Linked DNA regions of Homo sapiens: region 1 is linked to region 2. A link is an interaction called in ENCODE POLR2A ChIA-PET data of the cell type or tissue named here. Cell type or tissue: Caco-2. All regions are shown on one strand. Each heading gives the region's core, and the rest is flanking DNA. Links, peaks and the distances in the headings are about the cores only. Region 1 holds the start of MIR4302 (microRNA 4302). Region 2 has its middle 72 kb from the start of MIR4302.

Evidence for each region. ChIA-PET counts read pairs that join two places held together with the same protein. Peaks named below come from ENCODE experiments on the same cell type or tissue, not always from the same donor. Only the 100,000 strongest peaks of a DNase experiment are listed, where the experiment ranks them.
Region 1: POLR2A ChIA-PET joins it to region 2 with 7 read pairs; 3 of 35 experiments call an interaction of 5 or more read pairs at or near these places.

Annotation. Positions count from the first base shown.
Region 1 is chr12:25,872,574-25,877,966 of GRCh38, forward strand. MIR4302 (microRNA 4302) reads right to left here and starts at 1,506; the gene lies at 1,447-1,506. In Caco-2, for the core only: no CTCF peak of the experiment used is centred there; DNase peaks (open chromatin) are centred at 3,308, 4,018 and 4,278.
Region 2 is chr12:25,798,948-25,804,340 of GRCh38, forward strand. It overlaps the pseudogene TDGP1. Among named protein-coding and RNA genes, the nearest start is that of MIR4302, 72 kb to the right of the region's middle. In Caco-2, for the core only: no CTCF peak of the experiment used is centred there; no DNase peak of the experiment used is centred there.

The DNA.
Region 1 (5,393 bases), core at 304-5,303, 74 kb after region 2:
TTCCATCTAAAATTACCATAGTGAGTAGGAACATTTTAACCAAAAATAAAAATTTTAAAACAAAAATAACAAAGCACTTTTCCTTTTATTACTTTGGTTAATAGCAAATTAGTCTGTTTCATCTGTCTATATTCATTTGCGAGTTTTCTTCTAGTCTTCTCTGTCTTTATCTTCTACCTCTTTTACTTGATAAGAGGAGTCCCAAGACTAGTACTCAATTTTGCATTTCTTTCTCATTTTTCACACAGCATCTGCTAAGGTAAAACTGTTACTAACTTATTGGATGGTTGACTTCAGCATATTGATTTTGAAGATTTTGGACTCTATATATGCATTTAAGGATAGTATTTCTATCTCTATAAAGTGGAATCTGGAACCAGATCCAACAATAGACCACTTAGAAAATATACTTTGTTCTATTATATTGAATTCCAAGTGTTCTCATTTATACAATTTGTACCAAATGTTAGATTGGAAGACAAAAAGAAGTTTGGGAGCACAGATGATTCTTCAACCAATTTCTCTATTTTAAAGACATAGTTGAGGCAATTAGATATCAAATAATCTGAGAGACAAAAAATTAGATTTAAAATAATCATAATGGTAACAATAGCTAATATTATTGAGTATCTACTGTATGTCAGGCATGGTTCCAAGCACTTTATGTTCAGTCCTCATTGAATTATCCCAATAATCCTAAGAGATAAGTGCTATTGTTATCCTCCTTTTGTTGTTGCTGTTGTTATAGGGTCTGGCTCTGTCACCCAGGCTGGAGTGCAGTGGTGCAATCTCAGCTCATTGCAACCTCCGCCTCCTGGGCTCAAGTGATCCTCCCACCTCAGCCTTTTGAGTAACTGGGACTACAGGCGTGTGCCAACATACTAGTCTAATTTTTCTATTTTTTGTAGAGACAGGGTTTTGTGATGTTGCCCACGCTGGTCTCAAACTCCTGGACTTAAGCGATCCACCACGTCAGTCTTCCAGACTGCTAGGATTACAGACATGAGCCACCATGACCAGCCTGTTATCCTCTTTTTATAGATTATGAAATAGAGGCTTACAAATGTTATGCCCACTTAATTTAAATTTACAAAGCTAATAAATATCAGACAAAGATTCAGATCCAGGTTTGTCTGACTCCAGAGACAGAACTTTAAACCATAAAGCTTAGAGACCTGGATTTGTGGAAAAAATAAAATAAACCATAAAGCTATATATCTTCATTTTCCCATAACACGTTTTTGAAATCATACAGTTCAATCAATTCTCTTCCTCCTGGAATAAAGCTGATTAAAGAGTTAGAGAAGTTGATGAGTTATAATGAGTTACAAAACAAGGAGTATTTTCTCTCCCTTTTTTTGCAAATGAAAAATGAGGTATTTGGAAGAGATGCTTTTTTTAAGCTTCATGACTTTGGTGATTTGGGAATAGAAATAGTAATTCTACCTCATTCCAATACCTTAAGTAAACTCAGCCACCTCGCTGAGCCACACTGGTCCCTCCTGAAGTGACCCCAGGATCTGCATCACAGTTTCAGAATTCCTCATCAGTATCCACCATGCTTAGAGCTCTGCTCTCCTGATGCCAACATCCCCACTTTTTTTGGTTCTTAGCAAACTCTTTCTCTTTGTGGAGCATTTTCCTTGGTGACTAAATTTAGACTCCGGCACACAACAGAATCTGTCCTCTGGCCTTATATGCTAATACTTTTGATAAATGATGCCTCAGTAGACTCCCAACTCTGGTCCCTATGGATCCCACCTTCACCAAACTGCTACCCCTTCATCCCCAGCCTCACACACACACACAGGAGGGAGGAGGGTCGGACAAGAGGGAAAATACCATAACCATGGAAGCAGGTAACGTGCTTCTCTCTGGCAATACCTGGCCATGTCACATTTCTAGAAACTTGGGCACTCATCGGCATAAATCTTACAAAGAGGGGCCTAAAAGCATTGTCAGCCTCTGGGGTGGGAGTCCAGGGATATCACAAAACACAAAGTTGTCTTCAAAAATCCAGTCATACTGTGCATATTTATCTGAGAAAAAAATCTCAAGGAAGAAATTCTTAAACTTCTCTGCCTCACCCATTTCAAGGTCTGATCATGTATTTTTCAGGAGGAATAGTCAAAAGTAAGGCAATTTCAAATGAAGACACCAGGAAAAAAATGTGAAGTGATTGTAACCAGCGAAAATAAAATTTAGGATTTGTTGGCAGTGTTTGTTGAAGAAGAAGGAAGAAAAGGAGTAGGAAGAGAGAGAAGGAAGGAACGAGGGAAGGAGACGAGGAAGGAAAGAATTAATAAGTCTGGTGGGGAAGAAATGAATCCTTTGTCAAAAATATTTCAGATGCTGAAATTCTGTTATTGTTTCTAGCTAACTAGAACGTTCTCCCTTTCCCTTTCGGCTGGATTATTTTCTTCTCATTCTTCAAATCTCACTTCCTCCTTCAGACTTCATCAATTCGTGCTTCCCTTCACTGATATCCATTCAGTGATATTTATAGTCCATTTATATGTATGGCCTTTGATTTTTGTTTAAATTTCAGCAATTGCTCACTGCCCATCCTGACTGGCCTCCTCCAGCACAGCTCCTAACACCCCTCACCCTGCTCACAAACACTCGTCGAGTCCAAACCAGCCTGGCAGGTAAGGCCTTCCATAATTTGGCTTCAACTCATGCTTCCAAACAACCTTATTTTCAGCTCTTCACTTCTTATGAATAACCATACAGCAGTGACCTTAACATTTTGATGGCAAACAGTAATGCTCACCACGTTCAGGTCACAAGCACATGTCTTGCTATTAGGAGAGTTGTAAAGGAAACAGCAGAAGCAGTCCCTCCCCAGAAAAATGCACAGTCTAATGGAGGTGAAATTAACTTCAGCAATAAACTTAAGATTCATATTGAAGAGGCACTTGCACTGACTCAGAAACTTTCTGCAGAGAATCTGAAGAAGAGCAGGAGCAGCAAGACAGAAAGCACTCAAGAGGTGACTTCGGAGGCTCAGTCACCAAACAATAGGCAATGTTGTTCTCTAAGCCTTGTACCAAAACTGATAGGGTAAAGGGTCTTCCAAATACAACTTTATTTATTAACAATCCTCCTTTATTCTGGTCCACCTGAGGCTACACAAATGTACCCTCTTCTTAAAGAAACTGATTTGGATAGACAGGGAATAGGAGATTTCAATCCTGCTGAACTAGGTTGCTTCTCTTATGAAATCAGCCTGCAATAGACTTTCAAAAGGAATTCCAAGTAGGCTTTGAAAATAATGGGAGGAGTAAGTGGCCCATCAAGCCAACATTTGCTTGAGCCAGAGGACTTGCTCACCGAAGACATTGCTGGATTTCTTATCTGACTAGTCAGTCAAGAAAATTTACTTTGATGACCATAAATGGACATTTTTTACAATGATCATTATTTACAGATGCAAGTGCTGTGTGAAATATAGTACTTAAACTCAACTATAATTTAACACTACCTATTTCCATAATGAGTGTTCAAAAGGATGAATCAATAGACCTTCCAAGAGAACATGTAATAGCTTTTAAGAATATAGGCGTGCTTCAATTATTTGAATTAAAATCAAAATTGAGGAATACAAATTTTAGCTTTTCTTTCTCTGTAGGGTTAGCAGTAAATCATCAAAGAATATACTCAATTTCATTAGTTTGTATAAACAAGACATATCTGATTTGAAAAGTAATAACTCAAGAAAGGAAATATGTGGACTTGTTTTTCATTCAAATATAGATATATACTTGTAACATGAAGAAATTGACTACTGGCGTGGCTTGTTTTGCACTGAAAATAAACTAAGAAACCCCTATGCCAATATAACTTGTGAACTCAAAATATCTGAGACAGGTCTCAGTCAATTTAGAAAGTTTGGTTAAGGACACACCCATGACACAGCCTCAGGAGGTCCTGACAACAAGTGCCCAAGGTGGTCGGGGTACAGCTTGCTTTTTAGGGAGATATAATACATCAATCAATACATGTAAGATTACATTGGTTCTATCTGGAAGGGTGGGGGAGGGTGGCTTCCAGGTGATAGATAGATTTAAAATTTTTCTGATGTCAATTGGTTGAAACGCTTCTTATCAGTAGAAAGGAATGTCTGGGTTAAGATAAGGGGTTGTGGAGACCTAGGTTTTATCATGGAGGTAAAACCTCCAAGTAACAGGCTTTCAAGAGACTGTAAATGTTTCTTATCAGACTTAAGGTCTGCATTGATGTTAATGCTGGAGGGGGTATCATGAGACATGTCCAACCCCCACTTCCCATCATGGTCTGAGCCAGTCTTTCAGGTTAAATTTTTTGAGTGCCCTGGTTGGGGAGGAAGTTCATTCAGATGGTTGTGGAAGCTTTCAAATTTTATTTTTGGTTAACAAACTCATTCTACCCCCTAAATATTAGATTCCTCTATTTTGGAACTAAAGTAAGCAAGAACAAATGATTGTTTTTAGTAATGTTTGTTTCTTTGCTTTTTACATTACTCTAAACCAGTTGAAAATTTTTCATTTAAAAATTATTTTGAGATTTTAAATTATTTGTTGTTATGTAGGTTAAAAAACAGTTATTTGAACTAAAGTCAAACTCATTTGTGTGTGTAGACACAATCATTATCATCATCACATGATTTTACATATTTTTTTAAAGCAGGCATTTTCTACTCATACACAAGCTACCAAAGAGAGGTGTCCCTACAACTCACATAGATGGCAGTAATGTTGACTGAATTTTGTACCCTCCACTCTAGACTCTTCTGACAGAGTGAGTGCAATGATGTGGTTTTATTTAATGTTTCCCCTTCCTGGACCCATAGATACCATGACTTAAAAGCATGGATTAATGTTTTTTCTGGAAATTTCTAAGCATAATTACAAAGGGTAGCAAAAAAACCCACACCAATAACATCGCTACAGTTTTAGTGATCATCTCTTGAGACATTGATCACATTCTGCTTTGTGTCATTGTTATTTTCTTTAAACACAGGCAGGTTATGCCTTGTTCATTTTTCTATCTTCCACAGTGCTTAGCTGTGCATATTATAGATACTCACTAAATGTTTGTTGAGTGACCAACCAAATAAATGAATGACTAATGATTGCAGCCATACTTGTATGCAGAAGAAAAGAGTGGAACAAACCCAGTTGTAATCCTTTCCTTGATGAAATAAAAAAATTAGATTCTAATGCAGCAGTTTGGATTTCAGTATAACTAACCAAGGTTCTTCTCAATTAACTTTACTCTCAATCACAAATTAAAGAGAAAAAACATGAGTGCCCCTCTGAAATTTCTTAGAAGTCTTTTATAATTCTGATGAAGAATAAATATGACTTACAGAGTTTGGGGGGTTTTCAGAGTTGAAAGTTTGGGGGAGGGTT
Region 2 (5,393 bases), core at 61-5,060:
GGGGAATGGCAGGGCAGATGGAGCAGGTGACGACATTTTGTACTCTTGTCCCACCTTATGGGTATTGGCCCTGGTGCTGTGGCAACAACTCATTATCTTGCTGCTCTTAAATCTGAGATCTCATTGGGGTAATTTTTACCTTTCCTTGAGTTTAAATTTCTACCCTTTTGTTTAACAAAATTGAAGTATCTATATGCAGTGATTCTTGGTATAGCCATTTATTTTACAGTGGTAATCCCATAATAATTATCATTTATTGAGCATGTATTAAATGATGGGTACTGTAAGTTGATTATCTAATTAAATCTACTCAAATCCCCTCTGCGGTAACTATTAGTCCCAATATAGAGATAAGGAAGTGGAAGCATAGAGATCTTATGCCTGGAAAATGAAGGAGGAGGTATTTGAAACCAGGTCTGTGTACAACGCCTGCACTCTCCTAATACAAAAGTGTTGAATGTCTGCAACTTATTCTCATCTTGGAAAATACGCATTTATATGTTTGCCAGGTTCTATGGCTACTGAATAAGCTATGTGCAGCAGGCTAGGAAAATGGATGGAGTAATCATTTGTTCCAGGCATGGTTAAAATACTACCATACACGGCCGGGCGCGGTGGCTCACGCCTGTAATCCCAGCACTTTGGGAGGCCGAGGCGGGCGGATCACGAGGTCAGGAGATCGAGACCATCCCGGCTAAAATGGTGAAACCCCGTCTCTACTAAAAATACAAAAAATTAGCCGGGCGAGGTGGCGGGCGCCTGTAGTCCCAGCTACTCGGGAGGCTGAGGCAGGAGAATGGCGTGAACCCCAGGGGGCGGAGCCTGCAGTGAGCCGAGATCGCGCCACTGCACTCCAGCCTGGGCGACAGCGAGACTCCGTCTCAAAAAAAAAAAAAAAAAAATACTACCATACACATTGCTTAATGATGACTGAGATGCAGTTGAGTTTTGAGACGTAGTTGCTGCCTTCAACCAACAGAAATACAAACTGAACCTTCTAGGCTGATAGACCTTGTGCGATTTATGAGACGAGAGACAGACTGACCAGACTGCCAAAACTATATCTTTTGTTCTTTCCCTCATGATTTCATCCATAATAGAAATGTAAAAAATTGTCGATGCAGACACCAAAAAGAGTGAAAAGAAAAGTCAAAAACTGGGAGAAAAGACTTGCAATCCACATCACTTACAGAAAGAACTCCCGCAAATTAATTAGAAAAAGACAAAGAACTCAATAGAAAAATGAACAAAAAGCTTGAATAGGCTCTTCACAGAAGGGAAGACACAAATGGCCAATGAAAAGCAAAAGATACACAGCCTCATTAGAAATCAGGAAGTTGAAAAGTTGAAAATTAAAACCACAGTGAGCTATCATGTTACATAAACCAGATAGGCAAAACATTATAACTCTAGTGAGAACATGGAGTGTCCCAGCACTTTTACAAGGCTGGTGAATATGTAAGTGGGTAAATTTGGAAAGTAATTTAGCAATTTAGCATTATCTAGAAAGCAATTTGGCATTTTCTAGAAAAGTTGTTTTGCTCTTAGGTATATGCCATAGTGACAATTTTTCCATATGTACAGGAAGACAAATGGTTCAAAGCAATACTATGTGTAATAACCAAAAAAAAAAAAAAAAGGATAAAATGAGAAGCAACCTCAATCAACAGATCGACAGCAAATGGATAAATAGATTGTGGTATATCCAAGTGATAAAGCAGTGAAAACATATAAAGTATAGCTACATGTAACAATATAAATGAATCTGGAACTAAAGATTGAATGAAAAAGCTGTTGCAGAAGGACACATAGAAGAAGATTCCATTTATAAAGCTCTTTAATGTGCAAGACTTTTGCTTTCTTTGATAGCAAGGGAACGATAGCACAAAATTCAGGTCAGGACAGGATGGGCTGTGAAGGGACCAGGAGATCCCAGGAGGGCTCTCATAAAATGTCAAAACTAAACATAGTGCTCTTTTTATTAAACTTTTGCTCAGGTGATCATTGCATAATTATTCTTTCTTTGTGTTTTTTTATTGTGGTAAAATATACATAACATAAAATTTACCATCTTAACTATTTTTAAGTGTATAGTTTAGTGGCACTGATTACATTCACACTATTGTGCCACCATCATAGTAATACTTGAATAAAAAAATTTATAGCAATGTTTGGTGATAATATCATCTTCCTATCTTTGGTAAATTTTAGCCAGCTCACAATCATAAGAAAAGTCTCTGATTTTGGTAAATTTGTACAGTGAGAAACTTGGTTTTTGTCAATGAGAAAAGCATATTGAGTTTGGTTTGGGGGGAATTAGTATAATATTTGAAAGAAGGTTATGTTGTTCAATCCCCTGAAGTCATTAAAAAGCAGCAACATATTTTCAATGGCATCTGAAAGTTCAGTGCTACTTGGAGTTTAAGGAGTTTTATCTACAACTTGTTGGATCAATTATAAAATTTATTTTATGTCAGATAGTGTTTTATTACATTAATTCAGTTTCATCTCTCTTAATTATTTTACAGCCCAAAAGTTAAAAAAAGAAGTATGACACATTTACATCTGGACATTTTCCAAATGTTACATAATTAGAAATGGAAAGTAATTGTTTTATAATGATTTTCATAATACCAACTCTTCATGTGTTCTGTGAAGAACGAGGATAAAACAGCAGGTATGAAACCCACAATGGAGTTATCTCAAATTTGTCATCAACTCGCCCATTTGAACATTATTGATCTCACCTTTTTTGTTAATGCTGGGATTTCAGACCCAAGTTCAGCAGTTTCTTGTTGCAGTTGTTTCTTTGTTCTCTGTGCCTGTTGCAGCATGACTTGATCATTATTGAAGTGCATTTGTAACTCCAGAAACTGAGGGCCGAAAAAAAGAGAGGAGAGGCTGTGTTAGGCAAGAATTCTGTTTTATAATAAAAGAAGCCATTGAATGCCTAAAGCTGATTATGTAACAAACTCCATTAGGGCCTGCAAATTTCCACCAGAGAATGAAGCATGATGGGAATTTTCAAGTCAGTTCTAATTTCTTTTCTGCCTTCAGGAGTTCTTTGATAAAAGCAATATAGTAACTCATAAAAAAAATCTGGCAAGACTCCAAAAAAGTGATTTAATCTGCTATATTTTATGACATTTTATAGCCAAGTCATTTTTAACAAGTTCATTCACTTGATAATTATAACAGATTATCTGATATGGTTATCTTTTATACAATAGATTTTTCTCATGAAATAATATTTGTTAATATTTTTAAAATCTCAATTTCTTTGTAGCACAGTTCATAAATATTTACAATGTGTGATATTGTGTTACACATTTGTTATAGGAGCCTTAGCCAACAATGCACCATGAATAATAACAGCAATAGCCTTTGCTGGTTCTGCTTCCTTAGGAGCTTAATTAAAAGTAAGTGCATGACATAAAGAATGCAGCCTATAGATGATTTGTGACTAACAACATGGCAAAGTACTTTAAGATGGTAAATAATTGTTTCACCATCACAATACCTGAGCATTCTCTAAATACTGAGAGGCAGAAGAAGCTAGTGCAGTTCCTTTGACAATGCATCCAGATTTTGGTTTTCTCAGTTATAACTTGAAATAACACCACCATCAACTCACCTTATTACAGAATGAAATGAAACTCTAAGTGTAGTATCTAAACCTAATGATAATTTGTTGGGGCCATTCGCTTAAGCTTTTTCTGGAAACCCATATCTAAGGGAATACATACAGACAGACCCTATTTGATAATGCTGCACATAGTGCTAACTCAAATGTCTGTAAGTCTCTGAAATATTTCTCTTTACAAACTAACATATATATGTATATATGTGTGTTTGCGTATCTATATAATGCATCCATACACACATAGATATGCATTACATTATATACATACATATACATATATATTGCTACATATACATGTATATACATATACGGTTACATATATTACATTATACATACACATATATATATGGCTTCCCCCACACCCCGCACCATGCTCTACGTGGTATCTTCCACACACTCTACCTTACGTTTATTCCCAGCTAAAGAGTATTAGTGCATCATATTGCAAAGGCACTCTGCCAAAAAGGACTCTACCACATTTTCCTGAGTTGTGTGAGTTCTAAAACACACATTGTTTACTTGGCTGTGGCTGTTCTTCCTATTTATTTTGTATTATGGTGAGCAGTTTTGACCCATCATGTAGGATAAAAAGTCAACAGGTGAGGTCTCTGGGGTTGTCTTACCGCAGTGAGTACCACGCGGTACTACAGAGACCGGCTGCCCGTGTGCCTGGCAGGTGGAGCTGCCCGCATCAGCGGCCTCGGGGAATGGAAGCGGAGAACGCGGGCAGCTACTCCCTTCAGCAAGCTCAAGCTTTTTATACGTTTCCATTTCAACAACTGATGGCTGAAGCTCCTAATATGGCAGTTGTGAATGAACAGCAAATGCCAGAAGAAGTTCCAGCCCCAGCTCCTGCTCAGGAACCAGTGCAAGAGGCTCCAAAAGGAAGAAAAAGAAAACCCAGAACAACAGAACCAAAACAACCAGTGGAACCCAAAAAACCTGTTGAGTCAAAAAAATCTAGCAAGTCTGCAAAATCAAAAGAAAAGCAAGAAAAATTACAGACACATTTAAAGTCAAAAGAAAAGTAGACCGTTTTAATGGTGTTTCAGAAGCTGAACTTCTGACCAAGACTCTCCCCGATATTTTGACCTTCAATCTGGACATTGTCATTATTGGCATAAACCCGGGTCTAATGGCTGCTTACAAAGGGCATCATTACCCTGGACCTGGAAACCATTTTTGGAAGTGTTTGTTTATGTCAGGGCTCAGTGAGGTCCAGGTGAACCATATGGATGATCACACTCTACCAGGGAAGTATGGTATTGGATTTACCAACATGGTGGAAAGGACCACGCCTGGCAGCAAAGATCTCTCCAGTAAAGAATTTCGTGAAGGAGGACGTATTCTAGTACAGAAATTATAGAAATATCAGCCACGAATAGCAGTGTTTAATGGAAAATGTATTTATGAAATTTTTAGTAAAGAAGTTTTTGGTGTAAAGGTTAAGAACTTGGAATTTGGGCTTCAGCCCCATAAGATTCCAGGCACAGAAACTCTCTGCTATGTTATGCCGTCATCCAGTGCAAGAAGTGCTCAGTTTCCTCGGGCCCAAGACAAAGTTCATTACTACATAAAACTGAAAGACTTAAGAGATCAGTTGAGAGGCATTGAACGAAATACGGACGTTCAAGAGGTGCAATATACATTTGACCTACAGCTTGCCCAAGAAGATGCAAAGAAGATGGCTGTTAAGGAAGAAAAATATGATCTGGGTTATGAGGCAGCATATGGTGGTGCTTACGGAGAA